Linked DNA regions of Homo sapiens: region 2 is linked to region 1. Evidence: read pairs that join two places in POLR2A ChIA-PET (ENCODE). Cell type or tissue: PC-3. All regions are shown on one strand. Each heading gives the region's core, and the rest is flanking DNA. Links, peaks and the distances in the headings are about the cores only. Region 1 holds the start of SELENBP1 (selenium binding protein 1). Region 2 overlaps ZNF687 (zinc finger protein 687).

The links. Peaks named below come from ENCODE experiments on the same cell type or tissue, not always from the same donor. Only the 100,000 strongest peaks of a DNase experiment are listed, where the experiment ranks them.
Region 2: POLR2A ChIA-PET joins it to region 1 with 11 read pairs; 6 of 35 experiments call an interaction of 5 or more read pairs at or near these places.

What each region holds. Positions count from the first base shown.
Region 1 is chr1:151,369,507-151,384,670 of GRCh38, forward strand. SELENBP1 (selenium binding protein 1) reads right to left here and starts at 3,199. Exons shown (of 12, transcript NM_003944.4): 1 at 3,132-3,199; 2 at 207-263; 3 at 1-48. The coding sequence starts at 3,135. RefSeq lists enhancers at 464-1,135, 1,136-1,806, 2,553-3,136, 3,137-3,720. In PC-3, for the core only: no CTCF peak of the experiment used is centred there; a DNase peak (open chromatin) is centred at 3,255; H3K4me3 peaks cover 1,440 bases.
Region 2 is chr1:151,291,715-151,306,060 of GRCh38, forward strand. ZNF687 (zinc finger protein 687) reads left to right here. Exons shown (of 9, transcript NM_020832.3): 9 at 1-462. PI4KB (phosphatidylinositol 4-kinase beta) reads right to left here. Exons shown (of 12, transcript NM_001369623.2): 6 at 11,827-11,936; 7 at 10,480-10,584; 8 at 10,130-10,253; 9 at 7,094-7,359; 10 at 2,695-2,827; 11 at 2,304-2,424; 12 at 90-1,319. The coding sequence ends at 1,138. It also overlaps the pseudogene RN7SL444P. Among named protein-coding and RNA genes, the nearest start is that of ZNF687, 17 kb to the left of the region's middle. RefSeq lists enhancers at 1,840-2,823, 2,824-3,808, 3,809-4,791 and a silencer at 3,339-3,633. In PC-3, for the core only: CTCF peaks have their summits at 896 and 1,112; no DNase peak of the experiment used is centred there.

The DNA of each region.
Region 1 (15,164 bases), core at 811-8,810:
CTGTGTTTCGGTAAATGCAGGGCAGGTAGACGATCTCTTCCCTGGGTCCTGCACGGTAGAAAGCAGGCAGCAGGGACGGCAGGGTGGGAAGGAAAGGTAGGGGAAGTGCTGGGTGTGCCAGAGGGTGGGGGCTAGGTCTGAAGTCCCTCCACCCCCAGCTGTGGAATCAGTAGTAGGGCGCTGGCTCTCAGACCATGGGCAATTACCTTTCATGGCCTCCAGAGGGGTGGAGTAGCCGGGTCCACAATTCCCACATTTCGTAGCTGTGGAAGCAATGGGGCGCATTGGCTGGGCCACGCTCTGGAGGGTGAAGGCTCCCTCCGCACGTTCTGCAGCACACATCCCAGCGGGCCACGGCAGTGCGGCTGGCCTAGGTCCCCACTCCAGCCTCATCGCTCTGGCCTGTCCTCTCCGCCCCCTCAGAGCCCTGAGGAGGGTGAGGTTGTGCTGGGAAGAGCTGGAGACACATGACCTGAAGGTGGACAGACAGTCCAGCAGGGCCCCGGGAGGGTGGGAGGAGGGCTGATGCAGCCGGGGTCGTGTGGTGTAGTGAATATGACACGGACTCGGGGCCCAACCCCAGCCCACCACTGACTAGCCAGGGGAGCTTGGGCAAAGTACTGAAGCTCCTCGACCTCAATTTCTGCATCCTCTGTAAAATGGAGATGGTAAGAATTTCACAGTGGGCTTTTACGAGAAGTAAACACGAGGGTGCAGTAGGTGTGCAGCTCTGTGTTTGTCTGGTCGAAGCCCAGGCACCCTTGGCTGTTCTTGAGGAGCTGCTCTCAGGGAGTGGGGTGGCGCCTGCTCAGCTCCCTTCACCAAGATGCTTCTATATCAGGGGGAGGCCACTTCCTGCTTTTCTCTCCCCTGGGTCCTGATCCCAGGCTGCTAGCCAAGGGCTGGATTACATAACCGAGGGTCTGGGGCTAATACCAACTGGAAGTCCTCAGGCTGGTTTCTACCCCTGGGTGTGCCCCACTTCCTTTATCTGTAAAGTAAGGTGTTTGGCCCAACTCTGGAGAGCCCAGAGGCCTGCCCACCAGAGAGATAGGGAGCAACCCTCCCTATCTCTGAAGTCTGGCAAGAGGGGCCATGCTAATCTCCAGGATGTAAGTCAGCAGATGTGCAGTAGGGCTGGGACATCACAGCTACCAGCACCCCAGCATCAGAGTTTGGGGCCTGCTGGGGAGCAGGGGTTAAAGAATACCCAGAGGGGGTGGCAGGCTGAAAGAAACCCTGGAGTGGAGTCCACAGGCCTGGGCCCTGTCTCCTGCCTTGTCCTGTGGCCAGTCCAGCCTCTGCCTTCACAGCTGGGCCGCAAGTGGGGAGCCAGGAGTAGGCAGAGTGGGGCCTCCACTGGGGCCTGGGACTCCCACTCGCAGCAGCCAAGAGACTTAGGAAGCTGAGAGGCAGCAACAGCGTTCAGAGTCTGGAAACCTGGTTTCAAGTCCCAGTTTTGACGCCCCGTTTCTCCATTTTCTCCTCTTCATTTACGAAAAGTGGGCAATAATGATATTCTACCTACTTTGCTAGGTAGATATGGAGGACAAATAAGACAATGTATTCCAAAGGCCTTTCATAAAAATGAATTAGGCCGGGTGCGGTGGCTCATGCCTGTAATCCCAGCACTTTGGGAGGCTGAGGCGGAAAGATCACCTAAGGTCAGGAGTTTGAGACCAGCCTCACTAACATGGCAAAACCCTGTCTCTATTAAAAATACAAAAATTACCCTGTATTAAAAATTAGCCTGTATTAAAAAATACAGGCATACACCTGTAATCCCAGCTACTTGGGAGGCTGAGGCAGGAGAATCACTTGAACCTGGGAGGTGGAGGCTGCAGTAAGCCGAAATCACGCCACTGCAGTCACTCCAGCCTGGGCAACAAGAGTGAAATTCTGACTAAAAAAAAAAAAAAATAATGAATTACTGTGTAAATATGGGAAGGGCTGTGCCAGAGGAGAGGAGAATGCCAGGGAGTGCTCGATGCCCAGCGAGAGGGCTGGAGGTGGGGCAGGGAGAGAGAGAGAGGTCCAGTTCACAGGAGTTAAGGAGACTGGTTCTGTTACACAATCTTGCTAAGTCGGGGCTTGGCACCAGATGACAGGGGGTGGGGAAGGAGGTTGCTGGATACAGAAGGGAAAGGAGATTTTAAAACTCCAAGACCTCAAGACAGAGATACAAAAAATACAAAGCTAGGGAGAAGCTGAGAGGGAAGTAAAAGTGCAGAGATGGAGCTGCCCGCTCTGCAGCCTCGGCCCACCCCACACCCCAGCAACCCCAGCCCCAGCATTTCTTAGGGTCAGGCCTGGCATGCCACTGCAGCCCCAGGGAGCATCATTCCTCTTTCTGGGGAATACCCCCATCTGAAACATCTCAAGCAAGGTCTCGGAGCAGCTTTGGGTTTGGGATGGACTCATGGAAAGCTCAAGTGGGTTTTCCATGTCAGGCTGGCTGCTGGGCATTCTGCCAGCTCGGCATTCTGCCAGCTCAAGAGCCAGCCCCGAGCGGGGAAGGACCTCCCAACCAAACCTCAGTTCCTTCTTAGCCTGTCACCCAGAAGCCTACAGATGGAGGAATAGCAGGGCCAAGGGGGATTTAGGGGTGGGGGAGGCATTGAAACAGGTCCCCAGTGAAAGAGTGTGGGGGTCTCTGATTTCCCTCCCAGAGAGCTTTGCTGTGTGGAGTAGCTAGAGAGTGACCTGGGCACAGAAAGGCTTTGGACTCCCTACCTCGCTGGAGTACAAAGTTGGCCCATGGCTGAAATCAGGATCACCTCTCTACTATGTGAGGGCCAGGGACCTAGTGGTGTTTTCTAAGAGCGCCCATCTGATTTTCCCAGCTGCAGAAAGGCACCCTGGTCCCAGCCTCTGCTGGATGGAGCCAAGTCAGGGCCCAGGATCCCATCTCCCAGCAGTGCCTCTGCCCGTCTTCCTCAGAAAGTTTGGCTGAGCTGGGAAATGCAGTGGGGTGGTGGGGGAGGGGGTGTGCAGACTGGGGACAATGAAGCAGAGTCCACTACTCCCTCCCCAGCTCCCCACTCAGGTTTTCTAGCATTTTCTGGAGGAGGGCCTTCCAAATTAGGGGCAGACAGAGCAGGCAATGGGTGATTGGAAACCCCTCTCCTTACCCATGCTGCCGACTGGTACACTTTGATCCCGGCGGGTTTGCTGTGCTGGTGTCAGAGGCCGCTGTTCCGGGGAAGGAGCGAAGGGAGGGAATTTATACAACCAGCTGGGGGTGGGGCAGAGAAGGAGGAGGGCCCGGGCTGTAGCCCAGAGTAAACTACTCAGGGCAGCTGGCCAGGATACTCTCAAGTGGCCTAGGGCAACTGGTGTTTGAATTATGGGGTGTGCGTGTATGTGTTTAAGTGTGTATGTGTGGGAGCCTGTGCTTTATTTATTTATTTATTTATTTAGAGACAGGGTCTCACTCTTGCCCAGGCTGGAGTGCAGTGGTGCGATCTCGGCTCACTGCAACCTCTGCCTCCTGGGTTCAAGTGATTCTCCTGCCTCATCCTCCCGAGTAGCTGGGATTACAGGCACCCACCACCATGCCCAGCAATTTTGTATTTTTAGTAGAGAAGGGATTTCACCATGTTGGCCAGGCTGGTCTCAAACTCCTGACCTCAGGTGATCCACCCGTGTCGGCCTCCCAAAGTGCTGGGATCACAGGTGTGAGCCGCTGCCCCTGACCAGCTCGTGCTCTTTAGTGGGTGCCTGGGTGTGTGTGGATTTGTGTGTCTGGGCATGTGTGTGTTCCTGTATACCTGCGTGTTGCTCGTGCACGTGCCTGCATGAGTGTGTATCTGTGCCTGTGTGTGAATTTCCACGTGTGTGAATGTGCCTGTGAGTGTGCTTGTGTGTATTTGTGCGTGTGTGTGTGTGCGCGCCTCTGTATGTGCCTACCAGAGTATCTACGCCTGTGTGTGTGTGTGTGTGTGTGTGCGCGCCTCTGTGAGTATGTGCTTGCTAGAGTATCTACGCCTGTGTGGACATGTGCATAAGTGCTTGTGTATGTGTAGTGTGTGGCTATGTGGCTGTGCATGTGCTTGTGTAAGCCTGCGCACGTATGTGTTCCTGTGTCTCCAAATGCTCGTCTTTGTATTTGGACCTGTCTCTTAGCATTTAGGGGCACCCGGGACTGTGGGCCCATCAGCCAGGGTCACTTCTTCCCTAAGATTGCCCTCTTATTCCAGATATTCATACTCTTTGGATAAAAGCTCTGGGGTGAAGTTTTTATTGGCTAGGAAAAAGAATAAAGTCTGGGCTTGAGATTGCAAGTAGAATACAGGGTTTCCAAACCAGAGTGGGGGAAGGGGAGCAAAATTGGGCCTTGGTGCATTGGGTATCTGTCTTCCTGGCTCCCATCAGTGAGGGATCATGTGCCCATCAAGGAAGACTCCCTGTGGCTGCCCGGGGCAAGGGTCTTCTCTTATCCCCAGCGCCACTCAACCCCTCTTGGCTCCATCCTGCATCTATTATCCTCACCATTGTGCCATCAGCCTGCCAGGCATCAAAGAGAGTCTTGTGTGTGCAGCTGCCCCACGGGGAAGGCCCTGAAGGCTGCTTCCTTGTCTTTGCCAGCTTCCTCCTGTCCTGACTACCTCCACTCACCCTGCCTTCACCCTTCCCTCTGGCCCTCCCCTCTTCCTCCTCCTGAGGTCTCCATCTCCTGCCTCCTCTCTATTCTCCGGCTTCTTGGCTTGGGTTAGTCCACCACCCAAGATCTGAAAGAGAAAGAAACTTTATCCCCACCTTCTCATAAAAAATTATTGAGTCATTAACTTAAAAAAAAAAAGGCTGTTATTTTGTTTGTTGTGGTCTGTCATTGACTACCTCTTTCATGCTCCTGAGCTCTGACCTGGCTGGTCTCTGCAGCAACTCCATGGCACCCCTCACCTCTGCCTGTGGTTTTCTCCCTGAACTCTTGCTCTACAGCCAGCAGGTGGTTGGGGAAGTTATCCTAATCTGGGCTACAGAGGGAGGCAGTAAAGGTAGAGGGGCGATTCTCCTGCCTCAGCCTCCCGAGTAGCTGGGACTACAGGTGCCCACAACCATACCTGGCTCATTTTTGTATTTTTAGTAGAGACGGGGTTTCACCATGTTGGACAGGCTGGTCTCGAACTCCTGACCTCAAGTGATCCACCCACCTCCGCCTCCCAAAGTGCTGGGATTACAGGCCTGAGACACCGTGCCTGGCTGACCTGGATAATTTTTAAATTTTTTTTGTAGAGATGGGGGGTCTCACTATGTTGCCCAGACTGGTCTCAGACTCTTGGGCTCAAGTGATCTGCCTTGGTCTCCCAAAGTTAATTTTGGATTTTTAAAAAAATAATAAGTACTGCTTTTGTAACTAAAAGCTCAAATAAATATATTAAAAGAAAAACTATAAGGAAGATGAAAGGAAGGATGGAAGGTCACATGCAGTGCAGGTGAGGGCCACAGTGAGGGCCCATGCTGGGGAGAAGGACTGGCCCCGGTCCCTTTTGAGCTACAGCTCTCCCAACCAGCTGCCTATCCTTCCCTCTGGAGCACCTCTTTTGAGCCAGATATGGTAGACAAAGTGGTGAACAGGGCAAAGTTGCTACCTTCATGGAGATGACTTTTTAGGGGAGATGACTGATAATCATGCAAATACACAAATAAATAAAATCACTTCAGATAAGTGCTGTGAAGGAGTAGGGTAATGTAGGGGTGATGCAGCATTAGGTGGGGTTGCTTGGTATGTATGGGTACAGAATTATATGCAAACAAACAGTACAAAAGAACTAAAACAAACAAACCAAAAAGCACAAACGTGCACAAAATGCCTGTAAGGCATAAAGGTAGCAGCCCATGGAGGTCTGAGGCAGGACTGGCTGGAGAGGTTGGAGTTTTCACCAGCTAAGTAGAGTTTCAGAGCCCTGTTCTGCTCATTTCTCCTTATATTAACAGACCAACTCCATACCCTCAGGGATGTGTAGGAGATGTGAAGGGAGTAGCGTTTACTGAGAACCTGCTACTAGAGGTGACGGGCGCCATGCCGGGCCCTACACACTAACAATTAGCTCAGGTTCCGCCCATGGCACAGCTGGAGAGGTTAAATGCCTTTTTCTTTTTCTTTCTTTTCTTTTTTTTTTTTTGAGACAGAGTCTCCCTCTGTCGCCAGGCTGGAGTGCAGTGGCGTGATCTCTGTTCACTGCAACCTCCGCCTCCCAGGTTCCAGTGATTCTCCTGCCTCAGCCTCCTGAGTAGCTGGGACTACAGGCGCATGCTACCACGCCCAGCTAATTTTTGTACTTTTTAATAGAGATGGGGTTTCACCATATGGCCAGGCTGGTCTCAAACTCCTGACCTTGTGATCTACCCGCATTGGCCTCCCAAAGTGCTGGGATTACAGGTGTGAGCCACCGTGTCTGGCCTGTAAATGCCTTTTTCTTCATCTTACATTCAGGAAACAGAGTTTTCCCAATTCACTCCGTTGCCCACACTTAATGCACTGTTTCTGAATGACAGTGAGTTCAAAGCCTGCTGCTCAGGGTAATAACATGGCTCAGAGAAGAGAAATAATTTTTTTTTTTGAGACGGAACGTCACTCTGTCACCCAGGCTGGAGTGCAGTGGCAAGGTCTTGGCTCACTGCATGTTCCATGTCCTAGGTTCACGCCATCCTCATGCCTCAGCCTCTCGAGTAGCTGGGACTACAGGTGCCTGCCACCACGCCTGGCTAATTTTTCATATTTTTAGTAGAGACGGGGTTTCACCGTGTTAGCCAGGATGGTCTCTATCTCCTGACCTCGTGATCTGCCTGCCTCGGCCTCCCAAAGTGCTGGGATTACAGGCGTGAGCCACCGCGCCCGGCTGAAATAATTTTTTTTAATGCCCTCTGCCAGGGCTGTCTATAAAAAGCATGATTTGAGAACCACTTGGAGGACTTTCTCCTCACTGCCAATCCACTCAGAAATATCCTCCCTTTGGCCTGCCATTGATGCTTGAAACTTCACCAATAGCAGTTTATTTCTTTGTGTTACTACCAGATGGCCTCTTCTCACCTCCTGGCTACAGTGAATGTCTCTGGAGTGGTAACCCTTTAAGCTCCTAGTACTGCAGCGCCACTCAGTTTTATCAGAAGCCTGTGTCCCAGTGGGCAGCACTGAAGAGTGGCTGGGGGCCTATCATATCCAGGGAGATGCTAAGGTTGGGGACAGAAGGTGTTTAAAAAGCAAATGTTATCGTCTTGACTCCTTACCTCTATTGCTTAAAGAGAAGGAAGAATAAACAGTGAGGTGGCTCACACTTGTAATTCTAGCACTTTGGGAGGCTGAGGCAGGTGGATCCCTTGAGCTCAGGAGTTCAAGACCAGCCTGGGCAACATAGTGAAACACTTTCTCTACAAAAATTACAAAAATGAGCCAGGTGTGGTGGTGTGCACCTGCAGTCCCAGCTACTCGGGAGGCTAAGGAGGAGGATCACTTGAGCCTGGGAGGTGGAAGCTGCAGCAAGCTGTGATCATGCCACTGCACTCCAGCCTGGGCGACAGAGGAGGCTCCATCTAAAAAAAAAAAAAAAAAAATTATAAGCCATTTTGTTTCAGTTATGCCTCCTAGCCTGTAGCCTCCCTCCACCCTGAATTTTTTTGAAACATTGCTTTAATGTTTCAGAATATATCTCTTTAAAATAGGAATTCTGAATTGGGTATGGTGGCTCACTCCTGTAATCCCAGCACTTTGAAAGGCTGAGGCAAGAGGATTGCTTGAGCCAGGGAGTTCAAGACCAGCCTGAGCAACATAGGGAGACCCCGTCTCTATGAAAAAAAAATTACCTGTGGTCCCAGCTATTCAGGAGGCTGAGGTGGGAGGATCACTCAAGCCCAGGAGTTTGAGTCCAGACAGGACAACATAGCAAGACTCTCATCTCCTAAAAAAAAAAAAAGGAAAGGAAAGGAAAAAGAAGGGTCTGACTAGAACAGAAATTATGTATCTTGTTACACATTTAATGCACAAGAAGAAAAGATGAGGTGGGTTTGAAAACCAATTATGCAGACTGGAAGAGGTAGCAGCAACTTTGGTTACAAGGACACAGGTGACGCTTGCCATCACCAACACCCTCTCTCCAGCCTTTCTCCTGTGCCAAGCCTGGCTCCAGAAGAACTGAGACAAGAGCCATAAAATGGCTTTCATGCAATAATCTCCACCTTTACGAGGCCCACTTGGCTAGCACCCATTCATTTAAGAGTCCTGAGAAGAAAGAATTACATCAGTCTTGGTTAATGGCCCAAATTAAGCCATCAAACCCCTAATAAAGCTTCTATTTTGAACATGTTACAATACTTGAAATAAAATTTCCAAAGGAAAATAAAAGCCCTTCCATTTGGGGGCAGGAAGAATCTTTGGTCCCTGGGGTCATATCCCTGAGTCACAGTTTCTCTACTAAGGCTCAGGACGGGCAGAAACAAATCCCCTTCTTTGCGGAGCCCAGGCCTCCACTTTCTCACCTCAGCACCTGAATGCTGCCTGAGAAGAAGTTAGGGGATCCTTCTCCCAGTGTCCCAGAAGGACAGGAGGCCAGAGACTTTGGGAGACATGGCCTCAGGTCTACATGGAATTGGGAGGAGGCCCGGGCAGGGGCTTCACTGCCCATCCTGGATCTGCTGTCTCTTTTGCATCATATCCACCCGGCTGGTTTCCTTTACAATCTCCTCAGGGTCACGTCCATGTGCAGGAATGCTAAAAGTGCTATGTGGGATATGGGAGCCCCAGATTTCCTTTCTCACCTTTTCAAAAGGTGCTCAGAAACCAAAGTTTAAAAAGGCTTAAACTGAAAATAATAGCTGTTCCCAATATACAGTAATCTTTAACAAATCAATTGGAAAAAGATAAATTACACAAAGAAAAACATTCCAAGGATATGAAAATACAATATAAATGGCTAATAACCATAAGAAAACATACCTGGTCTCATTAGCCATTAGAGAAATGCTGGTTAAAGCAACAAAAAGATATGATTTTCAAAAATAAAAAGATTGATAATATTCAGGATCAGAAGGAGTGTGGGGAAAAGGACCACTCCTGTATTCTACTGGCAAGACTATAAAATGGTGGAACATTTTTAGAAGGAAATTTAGCAACATCTAGCAACATTTTAAATGGAAATCCACTTCTAGTGATCTACCTTATGGAAATCAATAAGTATATAAATATATAAATATAGGATGTTCATTGCAACAATGTTCTTAATAGTGAAAGGTTGGAAACAACCAATAGCAGAATGGTGAAATATATTATGGAACATCCATAGTATGAAACACCAAGCACCTTAATGTGTAGTTTTCTATATACCAACACAGAAGGATATCAATAAATACGGTGGAGGGGTGGGGGAAACCAGAAAGTATAATCTCATTTCATTTTATTTTTTATTTTTTGAGACAAGAGTCTCGCTCTGTCACCCAGGCTGGAGTGCAGTGGTGCCATCCTGGCTCACTACAACCTCCGCCTCCCGGGTTCAAACAATTCTTCTGCCTCAGCCTCCCAAGTAGCTGAGATTACAGGCATGTACCACCAAGCCAGGCTAATTTTTTTGTATTTTTAGTAGAGATGGGGTTTCGCCATGTTGGCCAGGCTGGTCTTGATCTGCCTGCCTCAGCCTCTCAAAGTACTGGGATTACAGGTGTGAGCCACTGTGCCCAGCCTCATTTTAATTAAAACTACATAAAAATTAAGCTATATAGTTTTAACTAGTTAAATTTATATTTATTTATTTATTCATCCATCTATACGTTCATAGAAAAGGATTTGGCTTATGATTGATGTCAGTATTTTGGGAGGCTGAGGCAGGCAGATTGCTTGAGCCCAGGGGTTTGTGACCAGCCTGGGCAACATAATGAGACACCGTCTCTACAAAAAATTAAAACAATTTAGGCCTGGCAGGCTCCTGTAGTCCTAGCTACTTCGGGGGTGGGGAAGGTGTGCTGAGGTGGGAAGATTGTTTAAGCCCTGGAGGTCGAGGCTGCAGTGAGCTGTGATTGCACCACTGCACTCTGGTCTGGGTGGCAGAGTGAGACGCTGTCTCAAAAAAAAAAAAAAGTAGGCCGGGCGTGGTGGCTCACTCCTGTAATTCCAGGACTTGGGGAGGCCGAGGCGGGCGGATCACGAGGTCAGGAGATCGAGACCATCCTGGCTAACACAGCGAAACCCCATCTCTACTAAAAATACAAAAAAAAAAAAAAAAAAAAAAATTAGCCGGGCATGGTGGCAGGCGCCTGTAGTCCCAGCTACTTGGGAATCTGAGGCAGGAGAATGGCATGAACCCGGGAGGTGGAGGTTGCAGTGAGCTGAGATCGTGCCACTGCACTCCACCCTGGGCGACAGAGCAAGACTCCGCTTAAAAAAAAAAAAAAAAACCTAAAGAAAAGGATTTGTAGAGATAAAGCTTCCCTTATCATGCCAAATGTAGCTAACAGTGGTTACCTCAAGAATTGGATTACAGGGAGCAATTTTTATTTTTCACATTATGTATCAATCATATTTTTAAAATTTTATATTAAGTTTGAAATACATGTGTAAACAATTGAAACAGTGAAAGAATACAGTAACATTTTTGCCTATAAGATGGGCAAAAAATTTAAAGGTTAAAATCTTGTATTGGTGAGACTATGCGGCAAAGGGACCACTCATTTAGGACTAATGAGAGTGTCAATTGGTGCCTTACTAACAAAAACAATTTGTCAATACCTCACAAAAGTTAAACTGTGCATACTGTTTTACCTAGGAATTTCACTTCAAGGATGCAATCCCATGGAAATACCTGCACAAGTAGGCAAGAAACAGGTACAGGTTGAGGCGGTGGCTCACGCCTGTAATCCCAGCACTTTGGGAGGCTGAGGCAGGTGGATCCCCTGAGGTCAAGAGTTCGAGACCAGCCTGGCCAACATGGCAAAACCCTGTCTCTACTAAAAGTATAAGAATTAGCCTGGCGTGGTGGCACACACCTGCAATCCCAGCTACTTGGGAGGCTGAGGCAGGAGAATCACTTGAACCTGGGAGGTGGAGGTTGCAGCGAGCCAAAATTGCACCACTGCATTGCAGCCTGGGGCGACAGAGGGAGACTCTGTCTAAAAAAAAAAAAAAAAAAGAAAAAAGATATAGGTACAGGTTGAGCATCCTTAATCTGAAAATCTGAAATCCAAAATGCTCCAAAATCTGAAATGTTTTGAGCACCAGTGTGACACCACAGGTAGCAAATTGCGTGCCTGACCTCACGTGTTGGGTCACAGTCAAGACTTTGTTTCATGTACAAATTATTTAAAATATTGTATAAAGTTACCTTCAGGCTATGTGTATAAGGTGTTTATGAAACACAAATAAATTTGCGTTTAGACTTGGGTCCCATCCCCAAGATATTTTAATATATATATATGTATTCCAAAATCTGAAAAAAATCTGAAATCTGGAACACTTCTGGTCCCAAGCAGTTTGGATAAGGGATACCCAAACTGTAATAATAAAATAACAACAGCTATCATTTATTAAATACATGGTACTGTTCGAAGTACTTAGGGATAAAGAAAGAGAAATGAACCACATCCACCTCATATAAAAGCTTTCCATGTGCCAAGTACTTCTCTGAGCTATTTGCATGTTCTGCCTTTACTTATACAGGGTTTACAACATCCCTATGAAGTGGGTATTTTCATTATGTCCAATTTACAGATAAAGAAGTTACAGCATAGAAAGAGGAAGCAACTCATACAAAGTTACACAGCTAGTGAGTAGCAGAGCCCAGGATCTGAAGCCAGGCAGTAGCTTCAGGCTCTGGCCTGGGACCTCTATGCACATAAGTTCGCAGCCCCTTCAGACAGAATGCTTTTGTGTTTTGTTGCTTGGATGGCTGGCCAGCACATTCAGCCCTTTCTATATTGGGTGGGAGGCAAAAGGCCAGATACTCACCGTCCCAGGCCTTAGGCCTCCTTGCTGCTAGGAGCAAGCATGTGACTTGGTCTTGGACGCAGCCAGGTGTGCCCACCGGAGACTCCAACACAAGGAAGTAGGGAGTGGGTTCTGGTTGCTGCAGGGAAGGCTGGTGTGCGGGTGGGTCACCATGCTGCAGAACCTCCCAGGGTCCAGCGCAGCTGGTGGTGCCATGGCAGCACATAGAACTTGAGGGGTAGAGGCAGTGTCCTTTGATTGGGATCTAGGACAAGAAAGGGCTCTCTGGCTGCAACCACTTCTGCCACTGGGGCCTTATGATCGAGCAGATCCAGTGATGCTTGGTGAGTTGGGGTGATCCATGGGATGAGGCAGGCAAGAGGCAGAAGGAGAGTCCCCAGGGTGACCCCAAATGATTGAGCCCAGCCCACTTCAGCAAAGAACAGTTCTCTTGAAAAACAGCCTCTTCTGAGCTTCTGGGTCCCAAGAGAAACCAAACATGAGAGGATGGGACACCAGGTGGCCTTTGACTCAAGCCTCCTTATGAACTGGGGATTATCTGATCCACCTAGCTAGCCCAGGAACCAAGCCCAGGAGCTCATCATCCTTAAGTAGAACTGGGTTGAGCCCGAAAGGAACCCTGAGAGTGAAGCTGCCAACAGCAGAGAGAAGCTGCGGAGTCGCCTGGCTAGCCCTGTCTTGCCAATACCCTCTCCCCTCAGTCCACCCTAAGAGCTTTAGAAGTTATACATGAAGACTACAGAGAAGAAAAACATTCTAGGCTGGGTTACAGGTGGCTGGCTCTCCACTATACACCATCATCAGCCAGAAGTGGTCTATTATTAAGAGATTAACAACAAGAATTTTAGAACCAGACTGTGTGTGTGAATTCCACTTCCACCAGTTACTAGCTTTATGAATCTGGGCAAGTAATTTAACCTCTCTGTACCTCGGTTTCCTCATCTCTAAAAGAGAGAAAATAAAATATCTATTCCCCTCATAGGGTGTTTTGAAAATTGCATGATGATATACATAAAGCTCTTCGAAAAGCACCCAGAACCTAACATACGCTGTGTTGTTGTTGTTGCAGCAATACAGCCCTTCTGAGAAAGTTCTAGAGAGCTGTTGAACAACAGTGTGAAATACTTAACACTACTGAGCTATACGTTTAAAAATGGTTAAGATGGTAAATTTAATGTTTTGTGTTTTTTTGTTTTGTTTTTTGAGTTTCGCTCTTGTTGCCCAGGCTGGGGTGCAGTGGCGTGATCTTGGCTCACTGCAACTTCCGCCTCCCAGGTTCAAGCGATTCTCCTGCATCAGCCTCCCAAGTAGCTGGGATTACAGGCTCGTGCCACAACACCTGGCTAATTTTTTGTATTTTTAGTAAAGGTGGGGTTTCACCATGTTGGCCAGGCTGGTCTTGGACTCCTGACCTCAGGTGATCCACCCGCCTCGGCCTCCTAAAGTGCTGGGATTATAGGCATGAGCCACTGTGCCCGGCTGAAAATGTAAGTTTTTAAACATAGAATTTTCTAATTGTGATTTTCACTTTCAGGCTGGGTGTGGTGGCTGACTCCTGTAATCCCAGTGCTTTGGGATGCCAAGGCAGGGGGTCAGTTGAGGTCAGGAGTTTGAGACCAGCCTAGGCAACATAGAGAGACTGCATCTCTAAAAAAAAAAAAAAAAAAAAATTAGCCAGCATGGTGGGGCACACCTGTAGTCCTAGCTATTTGGGAGGCTGGTGCATGGGATTCCTTGAGCTCAGGAGTTTGAGGTTACAGTGAGCTGATGGCGCCACTGCATGTCAGCCTGGGTGACAGAGCAAGACCCTGTCTCTGGAAGAAGAAAGGAAAGAAAATGAGTGGTCTTTTTATTAAATTGCAGATAATTAGAAATGCCTCTTTATTAAAAAAATAATAATAAAGCTGTTTTGAAAGACGGCCTTCGAAGTTACTGTCATTGCATTGGACACGTTGCCTTGGAGGAGACGCAGCCTGAGGGTCTGCCCTGACTCATGAGCAGGGCCCATGCTTTGCTGGGTGGACAGACTTGGATAGAACAAAATCAAAGGGCTGGTGAAAGGGGGTTTGGGAAGAAGGCCTGTGAATGGACCTCACAGAAAGAGCCCAGAATGCAAGAATATTTGTGTCTAGTGTAGCCATTCAACCAGCAGGCCCTCTCCCTGGAGGATGCTCGTGACGATGGAGGGTGAGGCGAACCTGTTCTGTGGATGTCATTGTTTTCTCACTGATATTCCATGAACAAAGAGGTTGTGGTGGCTAGAGCAGAGGCTGCACATGGCCTTGCCAGCATGGACCTCCTCTTTCTGAGTCAGGCCCAGTTGGAGCCACTGCTGAAGACACAGAAGCTACCACAACAGTCCACCACCTGGGGAAGGGTTGTTTCCACTACTGTCTGCCAACATGGAGGGAGCAGAAACGCATTCTCTTTAGAAGGCAGTTTCATATTTCTAGGTTTGGATTTGCGTTCTCTGACCCGATACTGCCACCACCACCATCTATAGACATCCTGGATGTCTCATACACTATCACAGTGCCCCACACTGAGTTACCACTTCTGACAAAGGGTCTCACTGTACAGTGAAAGACGGGTAATGATACCCAGCGTGTGACGAGTCCTGCAAGTGTTAACCCATCTTCACAGCAAACACATAGATCTAGGCACTATTATTAGCTCCATTTTACAGATAAGGAAACTAAGTCACAGAGAGGTTTCATAAATTGCCTGAAGTCAACTGTGAGTAGTGAGGTCCGTATTTGAACCCAGACACTATGGCTCAGAGTCCATGCTGTGAACCCATGGGAGTCATGGATCTTACCATGTACCTCATCCCTCAGAAGCAGCTGGCCTTAGGGAAGACTCAGTTATGGCAAAACCTTCTGAGGTTGGAGTGCTGGCCACAGAATGCAGTTTATGCCCTGAACCTGCAACCATTCTGCAGCAGCGTTTCTGTCTCAGCTGGAATTCATGATGGGCCCAGGATCAGAGAGGTAGAAGTGGAAGTAGGGCCTCTCGCTATTGCACCTGATGACCCATTCACAACATTTTCACGTGCAGTCCCATGATGCTGAGCTCTGCTAGGTGGGAGGTTTGATGCCCCACAGAGATTAGCTTCCACAAAAATAAGCATTGAACTGGAAGCTGAGACAGCTACCTTGCTCTTCTGGGCTCCTTATGCCATCGAGTGAACAGGCAGAAAAGGAGAAGATGTGAGCTGTGGTGATCAATCCTGACA
Region 2 (14,346 bases), core at 11-8,010, 79 kb before region 1:
TTTTTTTCCCCAGAAATCCGGGGCGGGGGGGTGGGGGGTTGGTAGGGATGAGTCCTGTCAAGGGGGCCACAGGAGAGGAGGGGACAGGCTCTCAGGAATCCTTTATTCTTGTAGTAATAATAATACTAACAAACAGTTGGGGAACTAGGGAGAAAACCAGACCATTAAAACTGTTTGTGGTCGAATCTCCATTCAGGCCTCTCTTTTTCTGTGACTTGGACAATGTGGAGTTGAAGCGGGTGAGAGAACATGGAAGGCCCGCCCTTCTCAGGGAAGAGGTGGTAGTGACCAAGACAGGCAGGGAAAAAGCAAACTTCTATGTAGTGCCTTTTGTATCTTGGACACTGAGGCATCCGTTCATACCTCATCACCCATCTCCCCCTGCACTCCCCCAGAAAACCTGGAAATGACACAAGTGGCTAACTAAGGACTTTATTTCAAACAAAAATTAAAAATAAAAAATTGAGAGCTCTTTTCCCTGGGTTTGGGGAAGGAGTCAGGGTAGGGAATTCCACATGGCTAGGCCAGTACCCTCAGTACACTGGAGGGCTGTGGGAATTCCCTTCCTTGCCCATGATGGGGAACCTCAGCAAGTGCAGGGCCCACGCAGCGCCCGCCAGCAAGGGGAGCTTGGGCCAGGGGTCGGTCCCTGGGAGGGGTAGGTCCCTGGGAGGGGTAGAGCTGGGCAGCAGCATGGCCAGTGGCCAACCACAGGATCAAGTCCTAAGTACCGAGAACCTACTCTTCCCCACTTCCTGGGCCCCAGAACGGAATAAGAGGATGGCCTGTGGAAAGAACCTCTGAGAGACCCCTACAAGGAGAAGAAAGGCCCCAGTGTCCCTCACATTTGTCACCTCTGTTTTCTGGAGGGCAGTGAGTCCTGGAGTCAGTCTGGTGGTAATACTGACACAGACCAGGAGGGGCAGGGAAGCCCCAACAAGTCTGGACCCCACAGCTGGCTCTCCCACCCCTCAGCAAGCTCTCGCAGTTACCACATGATCCTTCGTGTTTCTTGCCTTCCATTTCCCTTGGGTGGATGGTTGGGTAGGTGGGGTTTCCTGGTTTGGGGTTTCTCAGACAAGGGCCCTCTAGGGAGGGTGCCCTGGACCCCCCACCACTCCTGGGCTGAGGAGCGTGTCACATGATGCCGTTGGTGAGGTACTGGAAGCCGTCATAGAGTTTGGTGGTGATAGACCGCATACTGCCATCCACCATCTGCTCCACCAGCAGCTGCAGCTGCTCCTCAGTCATGCTCATGTGGAACCTCTCTTTGAGGTTTCGAATGGTGCTGGAGCCATGGAAGCAAGGAAGCTGAGAACCTGGGGGAAGCAGTCGGAGTTCAGGGTCATGGATGGACGGGAGGGGCAGTGGTGTCAGCCATAGCAAATACAGAGCTGGGGCATCTGAAGTGCCCTTTTCCTCCCACCTCAGGTCCTTGATGATGTGGGTGCAGTTCTGCTTGGGCAGAGAGAAGGAACCGGCAGGAACCCCTCATCACCCCACGCCTAAGCCCTTCTGTAGGTGAGGGCATGTGGGCAGAGGAAGGAAGGGGACCAACACCACATCTCCCTCAGTAAGGGTGGAGGGGCCCAGAGGGCAGGCTGGGAGGAGGCTGGAGGGAGTGGGCCCTGAGCTGGGCACTTATCTGGTTGCAGACCTCTGCCTATGCTACGTCTGACACTCACAGATGACCTGGGCCACCGTCATCATGGGGCCAGATGGGGATGATCCTGAGCAACGGCGACAACCTGTGGGGTAGGGGCAGGAATGGGGAGGAGGGGGAGACTGGCAGTTCAGACCTGGTATACACCTGGAGCCTTGAGGAGGGGGATGAGGACAGAAGGGGGTCCTGGGCAAAAGACTGTAGATGGCAAGACTGTAGTGGAAGGAGATAATGATGAGAGGGGAAATACTTCTCAGAGCTGAAGGGTGGCAGAGGACAGGGCAATCAGAGGTCATAGTGGAATGGAGAAGACAGATGGAAGGAGACTGAGAAACTCAGAGCTGGACAGGGGTGGGGAGGTGAGAAGGGACCAGGAGGCTGTAAATGGGCCTGTTTTCTCCCTAAAGATGCCAAGGAGGCAGGTGCTGCTATCCCCTTCCCCAGCCTTCTGGACTTAGCCTTACCAGGGTCAGGAGGAATGTCCTAAAGGAGAAACAAGGCACTGGACCAGAGCTAGAAACTCTCTGGGAACCCCCCTCCCTCAACCGAGTCTCGTGGGATCAGCTTTCTTATGCTCCAGGGCTCCGACTTAAAGGGGAAGCCTGAGGCACTATAGCACCTGACCTCACCCCAGCCCCACCTTGCTGCATGATCTCCACGATCTGCACCACCTTGTCCATGTGTTTCCGAGCGGCAATCAGCCCTTGCAGCATCAGCATCTTATAGTAGTTGAACATGTCGCCATCCAGGCCGCCCATCACCTGGAAAGGGAAGAGAGCGTTGTGTGCACAAGGGGTCTTACACCGGGGATGGTCCCTGTCCTGACTGGCCTACCAGAACTCCTCCTCCTCTTGGGGCCCTGTTATTTCCCCCTTCCTTATTGGGCAGGAAGCTCCCAGGAACTCCTGCCTCACCCCTAATTACTGCCTGTTCTGTTCATCCCTAATTTGCAGGGAGCCCATCAGCTCCCTCTCCCATGACAGAGAAAGAATACAATGACCCCCGAGAGGCACCTCTCCTTCTTGACTCACATCCACAAACTCTGTGGTCAGCTTAAAGGCTGACGTCTCAAAGCCCAGATTTCGGGGTGAGCTGGAGAGGATGAAGCCAAAGTCGATGTGGATGATGTGGCCTTCTGCGTCCAAAAGGATATTCCCATTGTGTCTGAGGAGGGGGAATAGAGGAGAGGAAGAGGCAGTAGTCAGTCTGACTGAGGCTGGAACCTTAAGCAGCAATACACTGGCCACATGACACCAGGGAGGGGGGTCCCCTGCCATGTTTCCTGCTGCCCGTAACTCCAATCTCCTGTCCAGTTTCCTAGGACCTAAAGCTATCAGTGGAAAGAAAGGAAATCAGAAAACTGCTAACAAAGGCTATGGGGTCTGAAATTGCTATTAATAATTTAATAAAAATAGTTTAAGATTCTCCCAATTTCCCAGAAATTGCACTTCTGGCACCCAAACTATCCCAATCTAGTAGAGAATCCAGAAGCAAGGAAAGAGGGCCTCTGAGGCTCCAGCCAGCTGTCACAGAGGCCAAGCGCTCTACTCAGGGGAGGCTCTATTCTGAGCCTGTTTACCTGTGGGTTATTTGTAACTCCTGTCAGCCCACTGCAGATCAGAGGCCTCACTGGAAGGGAACAACAACAGAAGCAAGCAGGCTGAGTGGAGCTGAAATGTAAAATAGCGTGGGGGCTTCAAGGGGTAAGTTTTAAATCACTTACTTAAAAAGTCTCAGGATGAGGCAGTACTACAGGGCAGCTGTAGAAGAGTTAAAGGGAGATAAATCCCAGGTCTTTGTGATTCCCACATGAATGGCCAGTAGCAGAAGGAACAATTAACATGCTAAGCATGTGAGGCCTGGCCTATTCAGCATAACTGGCCTACTCAGTGTCAATAGAGGCTTTGTTAGGCTAAGAGCTGATGGTCTGAGGGCCACCTTCTCTGGGGTTGGTTTGGCCAAAAGAGGAGGGACAAAAGGAGAACCTAGTCCAACCTGAGTTCTTCCCCACTCAGGGAAAACACTAAAGATTTAGCAATCCAGGCACAATCTTGTGAGCCAGAATGGTTCTAGGAGTTGTCATGGTTCAACCTCACATTTTACAGGTGAAGAAAACAGAGGCCCTGAGAGAGGAAGTGATTTACTTGCCCAAGGTGCCATAGCCTCTCTTTTCACTACCAGAGTTAGCTCCAGCTGGAAAGCTGCTTAGGACTACTTTTGAAGCAGTTAAAGAGATCCTAAAACCTGACTCCAGTATGGGGCCTCATTCATTGTTGCCACTTCTTTCCATTGGTTGATTCCATTCATGGCTCGACTATATCTATTCTTTTTTGAGGTACTATGAACGGCTTATCAGCTACCTGCCCTCCTCTATCCCTTCTTTTTTAGAGGATGGACTCTCATCTTCCAAACATACTAATTCCCTAAAGGAAAGCCCTGGGGCCTGACTAGTGCCAGCTTCCCTGCCACCCATTTACTCAATCCCAGGACTGAGCTCTAGGCTCCCTGGGCCCTGAGTTCAAAATCCTGACACTTTGAGATAGTCTGAAGCTTGCAATCAAATTCCTTATAAATAATTGCATTCTCGGCCGGATGCAGTGGCTCACGCCTGTAATCCCAGCACTTTGGGAGGCTGAGGCAGGAGGATCACCTGAGGTCAGGAGTTTGAGACCAGCCTGGCCAAGATGGTGAAACCCCGTCTCTACTAAAAATACAAAAATTAGCTGGGCGTGGTGGCGCATGCCTGTAATCCCAGCTAATCAGGAGGCTGAGGTGGGAGAATCACTTGAACTCTGGGAGGCAGAGGTTACAGTGAGCCGAGATCACGCCACTGCACTCCAGCCTGGACAACAGAGCAAGACTCTGTCTCACACACACACACAAAAATATTACATTCTCCTACAGCTCTCAAATGCAGAGCCTGGGTCCATTTGTAGGGCTGGCAGGGTGGAATGAGCGCAGGGTGGAATGAGCACAGGGTCTAAAAGCTACCTGACTGTTATTTCCCTCATGAGGAAACACGTGTCTGACAGGGTTTTCATCTGGTTTAAATATAAGAATGTCAGGCCATGGCAGAACTTAATAGATGCTAGATTTCTTTTTTTTTTTTTTGAGATGAAGTCTCACTCTGTCACCCAGGCTGGTGTGCAATGGTGCGATCTTGGCTCACTGCAACTTCTGCCTCCTGGGTTCAAGTGATTCTCCTGCCTCAGCCTCCCAAGTAGCTGGGAATACAGGCGCCCGCCACCACACCCAGCTAATTTTTTATTTTTAGTAGAGATGGGGTTTCACCGTGTTGGTCATGCTGGTCTCAAACTCCTGACCTCAGGCGATTTGCCCACCTCGGCCTCCCAAAGTGCTGGGATTACAGGCGTGAGCCACCACACCCAGCCTAAGACTAATTTTTATTTTTTTTTTTGAGATGGAGTCTCAGTGTCACCCAGGCTGGTGTGCAGTCGCGCGATCTCATCTCACTGCAACCTCCACCTCCCGGGTTCCAGCAATTGTCCTGCCTCAGCCTCCTGAGTGGCTGGGATTACAGGCATGCGCCACCACGCCTGGTGAATTTTTGGTATTTTTAGTAGATATGGGGTTTTGCCATGTTGGTCAGGCTGGTCTTGAACTACTGACCTCAGGTGATTCACCTGCCTCAGGCTCCCAAAGTGTTGGGATTACAGGCGTGAGCCACTGCATCCAGCCTAGATGCTACATTTCTAATAAGCTGCTCTGTTAGCTAGCTAGCTAGCTAGTTGTTTTGTTTTGTTTAGACAGGGTCTCACTCTGTTGCCCTTAACCTCCTGCTCAAGTGATCCTCCCACCTCAGCCTCCAAAGTAGCTGGGACCACAGCTGTATACCACCATGCTTGGCTAATTTTTATTTTTTGTAGAGACGGGATCTAACTATGTTGCCTAGGCTAGTCTCGAACTCCTGGGCTCAAGCGATCCTCCTGCCTCGGCCTTGTTGGCTAGATTTTTTTTTTTTTTTTTTGAGACTCGCTTTGTTGCCCAGACTAAAGTACTGTGGCATGATCTTGGCTCACTGCAATCTCCACCTCCTGGGTTCAAGCAATTCTCCTGCCTTACCTCCCGAGTAGCTGGGATTACAGGTGTGCATCACCAAGCCCAGCTAATGTATGTATGTATGTGTATGTATATATATAAATTTTTTTTTTTTTTTGAGTTGGAATTTCACCCTTGTCGTCCAGTCTGGAGTGCAATGGTGCCATCTTGGCCCACTGCAACCTCTGCCTCCCGGGTTCAAGTGATTCTCCTGCTCAGCCTCCCAAATAGCTGGGATTAGGCGCCTGCCACCAGGCCCAGCTAATTTTCTTTTTGTATTTTAGTAGAGATGGGGTTTCACCATGTTGGCCAGGCTGGTTTCAAACTCCTGACCTCAGGTGATCCACCCGTGTCAGCCTCCCAAAGTACTGGGATTATAGGCATGAGCCACCACACCCAGCCATTATTAGCTAGATCTTAATGGGCCACCATGTTACTGGAAGCCCCAGCAGCACTGGCCATTGCATTTCCACCTTTCCAGGACAGCTGCCCTGTGCCGAGGGTCTAGAGCTGGAACTCATAGGAGCATTCAGGGCAGAGACCCTGGGTCACTGTTGGGAGATACTCTTAGAAGGCAGGGCCTAGATGGTGTAATTATTTTTGTACATTATGTGCCTCACCTATATGTGTAGTTAGTTTTCATCAAGGTCATGTCATATTGAAAAAAAATGACAGCTCTGGGCAAAACAACAGATACTTAAAAGCTGTGGAAATCATATGCTGGAATAAGAAGTGAGGAGAGTTCATGGCTGAGAGTTTCCACTTCATCTCCATCATGTTTCTCCTTTCTGCTCTCAGTCACTAACCACTACCCTTAGTGCCAGGCCCTATTATCTCTTGCTTTGTTGCTAAACACCCAATTACATCCACCTTCACCCACAGTGCCACAGGGCATTTAATCAACACAGACTGGATCATGTCATTCCTCTGCCTGCAAAATAAAACACCTAAGCTTCACAATGAAGGCCCTTCTTCAACTGGCCTCAATTTACCTGCCTCATGGTACCACCTCCTACTCCACTGCCATGCAGTGCAGTCTGTGCTTTAATCACATTCAATTATTTCTTCTAGCTGGGATGTACCTCCCCTGCAGCTTCCTCTGTCATCATTTTCCCTTGTCCTTGAAGACCCTGCTCACTCAAACCCTTAGTCCTCCCATAAATCCTTCATTTCTTTGCCCTTTTACCCTAGTTCTTATTAGTCTGCCTCCTGACTTAATGTCATGGGAACACATCTGTCTCTGCTTAAAATACATTGTTTCATTTTTCACATCTTTGCCATGGAGGGCAGTAATAAGTAATTGAGAACTACACACGAAGGGACAGAGAGAACCCTGGAGAAATGTTAGGATGAGCAGCAGAAGTCACCTACCTGTCCTTGACTTGCAGCAGGTAGCAGACCAAGCAGTACCCAGCACAACTTTGCACAAAATTGCGCTGTGCACTGAGGAATGCCTCAGTGGTGTAACTGCCGTGCTCCTGTAGGAAGTAATCGAGCAAGGAGAGCTGTGACTGTTTCTTCACCTGATGGATGGACACAGCATTGACCACTGGTTCAATCATGCCACTATCAGCCGAAATCACAAGAATCTTGTATGGCTTGATCCAAAGGGGCACTCGCTCCTGTTCCCAAATGGACTGTGAGGAGACATGGAGGATACAGGACTCTTATCTTTCTCCAAACTAGAGAAGAAGGCTAAAACTCTTCCCTTTCTCCAGCCTCTCTCCTTGGTAGCATTGAATTCTAAGCCATCAAATGAGTAAGACTCACTTAACCCAGTGAGGACCAGGGAGTTTGGAAAGGAAGTCTAGGGCCTGACAAAGTCAGAAACTACACTCAGGTATGTGGGAAAAGGTATCACCTAAGTAGAAAGCCCAAGACAGGCAGGGAGAACAGGAAACTTCACTATCCCCTCTCAAGCAGGGAGAATGGGAGCTGTAAGTTCAAATAATAAGAAAAAAGAGGCCAGGTGCGGTGGCTTATGCTTGTAATCCCAGCACTCTGGGAGACCAAGGAGGGCGGATCACCTGAGGTCAGGAGTTCAAGACCAGCCTGGCCAACCTCAGTAGAGAGTGAAACCTCGTCTTTACTAAAAATACAGAAATTAGCCAGGCGTGGTGGTGTATGCCTGTAATCCCAGTTACTCAGGAGGCTAAGGCAGGAGAATCGCTTGAACCCAGGAGGTGGAGGTTGCAGTGAGCCAAGATTGCACCACTGCACTCCAGCCTGGGCGACAGAGCGAGACTCTCTCCGACGAAAAAAAAGAAAAAAGGAAAGGATTTAGGTCCAGAGAAGACTTCTCTGGAAAATGAAAATATTTATATGGTATAAAGAACAGTATTAAACAATTAAGTGGCTTGCAGGTGACCAACCCAGGGGTATCAGAAGATCAATATTTCAGCACACTATAACCTACCTGCTACAGACCAATTTGGGAAGTTTTTATGTTGTTTTTTAAAGGGGGGAGGACCAAATTATTATTATTTAAAAATTTGATTACAACCAATTGTGTTGGCATTAAAATTAGAGGCATTAAGTTTGAATAATGGATATATGCCAAAAACCAAAAATTGAGTTTGGCAAAAACGGGCAAGGAAGTTTTCCAGTAATTTCAGATTAGAAATCAATTTAGAGAAATGAACCCCATGTTTACAATGATTGTGCCACAGATTTAAACTTCAGTAGTGCATTAGTAAACTGTTCACATTTAGATCTTCACCTTGAGATTTGACAGCTATTTCTTGAAAAAATCTCAGTGCCTTGTATAAATAAATTGGTCTTCCATGTGCCTTAGCACACACTTAACACTAGGAAAAGGTGGGTCACTAAACTTTGCCTCCGCAAAATTTTCTTTTTGGCTCACTTCAGTTAGAAATGCTGATTTCTTCAGCCAGGAGCGGTGGCTCATGCCTGTAATTCCAGCACTTTGGGAGGTGGAGGTGGGCGGATCACCTGAGGTCGGGAGTTCGAGACCAGCCTGGCTCACATGGAGAAACCCTATCTCTACTAAAAATACAAAATTAGCCGGGCGTGGTGGCGCATGCCTATAATCCCAGCTACTTGGGAAGGCTGAGGCAGGAGAATCGCTTGAACCTGGGAGGCGGAGGTTGTGGTGAGCCGAGATTGCGCCATTGCACTCCAGCCTGGGAAACAAGAGCAGAACTCCATCTCAAAAAAAATAAAATAAGGAAAAAAAAACGCTGATTTCTTCAAATGCATATTTTTCTCAGAGACAGGGTCTTGCTATGTTGCTCAGGCTGGAGTGCAGTGGCTATTCACAGTCTCGATCCTGTTACTGATGAGCACGGGAGTTCTGACCTGCTCCATTTCCGACCTGGGCCAGTTCACCCCTCCCTTAGGCAACCTGATGGTCCCCTATTCCTAGGAGGTCACCATATTGATGCCGAACTTAGCGCGGACACCCAATTGGCATAGTGGACTGCAGCCCAGAACTCCTGGGCTCAAGACATCCTCCCACCTCAGCCTCCTGACTAGCTGAGACTACAGGCCCATGCCAGGGTGCCAGGACATTTTGGAAGTTTTGATCTAAAAGGCAAACCTAGCACTCTAAAGTTCAGACTTGGAACAGGACAGGTGCAGGTCACAAAAGGGCCAAAAGAGGCCGCTGTGGAGCTGTTCCTATGGCTGTTCTTCCCAGGGGAAAGTTGCACTAGCTTCTCTTTACTCTGCTTTTGTTTTAGACCTTGGCAGGAAGGTGGTCCCCGGCAGAATAATCTGTGTAGTCACCTCCGGTTGGCTGGAGTTGGGCTGAGTTTCCCTTTCTCTCCTTTTTTTTTGAGACAGAGTCTTGCTCTGTCGCCCAGGCTAGACTGCAGTGGCACAATCTCAGCTCACTGCAACCTCTGCCTCCTGGGTTCAAGCTATTCTCCTGCCTCAGCCTCCCAAGTAGCTGGGATTACAGGTGCCCATCACTGCACCCAGCTAATTTTTGTATTTTTATTTTTATTTTTTTTTTTTTGAGACGGAGTCTCGTTCTGTCGCCCAGGCTGGAGTGCAGTGGTGCAATCTCCGCTCACTGCAAGCTCCGCCTCCCGGGCTCACGCCATTCTCCTGCCTCAGCCTCCGGAGTAGCTGGGACTACAGGCGCCCGCCACCACACCCGGCTAATTTTTTGTATTTTTAGTGGAGACAGGGTTTCACCGTGTTAGCCAGGATGGTCTCGATCTCCTGACCTCGTGATCCACCCGCCTCGGCCTCCCAAAGTGCTGGGATTACAGGCATGAACCACCACACCCGGCCATAATTTTTGTATTTTTAGTAGAGACAGGGTTTCACCATCTTGGCCAGGCTGATCTTGAACTCCCGACTTTGTAATCCACCCGCCTCGGCCTCCCAGAGTGCTGGGATTACAGCCACTGTGCCTGGCCTCTCCTTCTCTTCTCTTACCTGCAGTTGCTTCAACACCTGAAAGGCCAGAAGCTCTTGCCGAAGGTCATCCCCACACTTGACAATGACTGACAGGAGCCGCCAATTGGGGAGATGGCCGTAGGGGGAGCCCTCTCTGATCCGCCTGTGAAGACAGAAGTAAAGGGTGTCAAAGGTTGATGCCAGGGTGAGGACAAGAGACATGGCTTCCACAAAAAATCCCAAGCAAACGCCCCATAGGGCAAGGACCCAGACAGCCTGGAAGCCTGACAGATTTTTTTGGAGGCTGATGGACAATAAAGTTGGTGCAGTGAGCACTTACAACTGCCTCTGAGCTTTGAGAGGGGTTCAGAGACCCACACCCAACTCACCGTACTTTCTCCTGCCAGGGCTCTTTGAGAGCAACTGCAGAAGGATCTTCTGGGTCTCGTTTGAAGGCTGTCGGGGTATGAGCCAGCTGTTCCGAAAGGCGCCGGCTGGCAGGAAGAAAATACATCATTTGCTTGGAGAAGCTACCCCCAAGCCCCATGCCCAGTCTATACTGACATTTCCTGCACTGTCTCCTGGATTCTGGACACACAAAGATAGGAACCCAGGCTGAAAGGGACTCATGGAAGAAAACATAACCAATGACACCTTTTTGCTAACTGATTGTAATCATGTTAAAATTAAGATTACCAGGCCCTCCATATTCCTCTACCAAGGCTGATTCAGAATGGGTGTGTCTCTAGAATTTGCATTTTTCTTTTCTTTTCTTTTTTTTTTTTTTTTTGAGATAAGAATCTCGCTGTGTCTCCCAGGCTGGAGTGCAGTGGCGAGATCTCGGCTCACTGCAAGCTCCGCCTCCTGGGTCCACGCCATTCTCCTGCCTCAGCCTCCCGAGTAGCTGGGACTACAGGCGCCCACCACCACGCCCAGCTAATTTTTTTTTTGTATTTTTTTGGTAGAGATGGGGTTTCATCGTGTTAGCCAGGATGGTCTCGATCTCCTGACCTTATGATCTACCCGCCTCAGCCTCCCAAAGTGTTGGGATTACAGGCGTGAGCCACCGCACCCAGCCTAGAATCTGCATTTTCAACAAGTCCTCCTTCCTCCCCCTGGATTCTGACACAGTCGCTTTGAGACCCCACCTTGAGACACACTGCTCAAACTCCTTCCTCTGGTGCTTTCTTGTTTTTTTTTTTTTTTTTTTTTGAGACGGAGTCTCGTTCTGTCGCCCAGGCTGGAGTGCAGTGGTGCGATCTCGGCTCACTGCAAGCTCCGCCTCCCGGGTTCACGTCATTCTCCTGCCTCAGCCTCCCAAGTAGCTGGGACTACAGGCATCCGCCACCACGCCTGGCTAATTTTTTTGTATTTTTAATAGAGACGGAGTTTCACCGTGTTAGCCAGGATGGTCTCGATCTCCTGACCTCGTGATCTGCCCGCCTCGGCCTCCCAAAGTGATGGGGTTACAGGTGTGAGCCACTATGCCCGGCCCCTCTGGTGCTTTCATCCCTTTGGAGTCTTTTTAAAATTTAATTTCCTTCTTTGGTAGCCCAAGTAATTTCTCAACCTACACCTTCATTGCCTCAAGTTTGGTGGCCCCAAACAAGGACAGAATGAAAGAGGGAAAGACACAGGCCAACAACAGATGATTGAGATGGAGAGGAAGGTAACAAAGAGATGGGAAGTTCCTGAAAGAGGGATGAAAAATGAGGGGCAATGTGATCTGGCCATACCGGATGTCCCCTGCTGCAATGAACACAGGCTCCTTGCTCTCCTGGCTGGTGATGCTGTCCACAGAGAACTGGGAGATGTTGTCACAGCTGTTGGTATGCACTTCGGGGAGCTGGAGAAAGGGGAGTGCTGGTCAGAAGTGCTAAAGTATAGGTCTCCCGTCTTTCCCCTCCTGCTTGCTTGCTATCACTGCAGCATGCTCATCCCTCTCTTTCAAACTCTGCTTACACACCATGTTGGTTACTGGGACCCCAGGCTGCCCAGAGCAGCATTTCTCAACATGTGAACTACCTGCAGTAGAATTACCCAGAATGCAGATTCCCAGGCCCCACCATCAATCTGAATTATAATTACTAGGAATGGGATCTGAAAGTCTGAATTTTTAACAAGTTCTCCAGAAGACTTCCAATGCACTAAAGTTTGCAAACCACTGCCATGACCATTACAGGAGCTCAAAATTTCAGCCTCACTGAGAGTCCCCCAAGGATAGGGATGCGTTCTCCCCTAGGGTCCAAAGCAGACTCTTTGCAGACTAGCTTCTGACAGTTTCTTCAATCTAAGTCATTCAATCTTATCTTCTCATCTCTCTCTAAATACAGAATATTCTACCAGACCCCAAGGCCCATGTCAAGTCTCTTCTGTCCTTCATACCAGAGCATTTCTTCTCAACTCCATTTGTCACCTAGTACACACTGCTTTGTTGTATATCTAAATTTTTTTTTCTTAAATGTCTAATTTCTGCAATTGGACTATAAGCTCAAAGACAGAGATTCTGCCTTTTGGCAAAGTGAAACCTGGCTGTGTGTTTTTTTTTTTTTTTTTTAGACGGAGTTTCGCTCTTGTTGCCCACGCTGGAGTGCAATGGTGTGATCTCGGCTCACTGCGACCTCCGCCTCCCAGGTTCAAGCGATTCTCCTGCCTCAGCCTTCTGAGTAGCTGGGATTACAGGCGCGCGCCACCATGCCTGGCTAATTTTTTGTATTTTTAGTAGGAACGGGGTTTCACCATGTTAGTCAGGCTGTTCTTGAACTCCTGACCTCAGGTGATCTGCCCACCTCAGCCTCCCGAAGTGCTGGGATTGCAGGCGTGAGCCACCGCGCCTGGCCCTGGCTGTGTTTTTGTTTTGTTTTGTTTTAAGACAGAGTCTCACTCTGTCACCCAGGCTGGAGTGCAGTGCTGTGATCTCAGCTCCCTGCAGCCTCCGCCTCCCAGGTTCAAGTGATTCTTGTGCTTCAAGAATCACTTGCCTCCCGAGTAGCTGGGATTACAGGCATGTTCCACCACACCTGGCTTTTTTTTTTTTTTCTTTTGAGACGGAATTTTGCTTGTCACCCAGGCTGAAGTGCAGTGGCGTGATCTTGGTTCACTGCAACCTCCGCCTCCTGGGTTCGAATAATTCTACTGCCTCAGCCTCCCGATTAGCTGGGATTACAGGCACATGCCACCACGCCCGGCTAATTTTTGTATTTTTAGTGGAGACGGGGTTTCACCATGTTGGCCAGGCTGGTCTCGAACTCCTGACCTCAGGTGATCTGCTCGCCCTGTCCTCCCAAAGTGCTGGGATTACAGGCGTGCGCCACCGCACCCGGCATAATTTTTCTAGTTTTAGTGGAGATGGAGTTTCACCTTGTTGGCCAGGCTGGTCTCGAAATCCTGACTTCAAGCGATCCACCCACCTCGGCCTCCCAAAGTGTTGGGATTACAGGTGTGAGCCACTGCGCCTGGCCAGCTGTGTTAATAGCTCTACACAAAATTCTGCTCTGGCTCTTCATGCCCCAGAATAAAGTTCAAGTTTCTTTCCCCAGCTTACAGGGTCCTTCCTATAGTCTGGTCCATGCCCACGTGTCCAGTCTTATTCTTCACCACTTCTTACCTCACACCTGCACATCACAGCCAGGCAAAATTTCTTTCAATTCCTATAATGGCCCAAGCTCCCTCTTGTCTTCTGGCCTTTGCATGCAGTGTTCCCTCTGTCCAGCACTCTTTGTCCAGCTAATTCCTACCCATGCTTCCAGCCTCAGCTGAGAGATTACTTCCTCCAGGAAATCTCTTGTGATGCCCGCCCCAAGTCTGGTGCTCTTATAATGTCCTATCCTTTCCCCCATGACTTGACTCTCACCACACTACAACTACTTGCTTACTGGCCTTGTTCTCTTTCCAGTTAGGTCATAAATCCCTTGTAGGCAGGGGCCAAGTCTTGTTCACTAGCATACAGCACTCAGGTCTGGCACATAGAAGGCCCTCAATAAAAATTTCTTGAATGAATTAATGTATGACTTCTCATCCTCTGCTATTCTATGACAACTTTATGTAGGTGTTCAATAAATATTTTCATTAAATTTCCCTCACTCCCCTTGGCCTAGAAGCTCCTCTTTACATTTAAATCTGAATCCTTCACCTGGAAAATGAACTCCACCTGAATCTATTCCAGGCTAGAGTTGTTCAGAGCTTTCCCCATATTACCCCTCACTACCTACACCACTCATTAGGATACTTGCCTTACCCTGCCTTGGGATATGCTG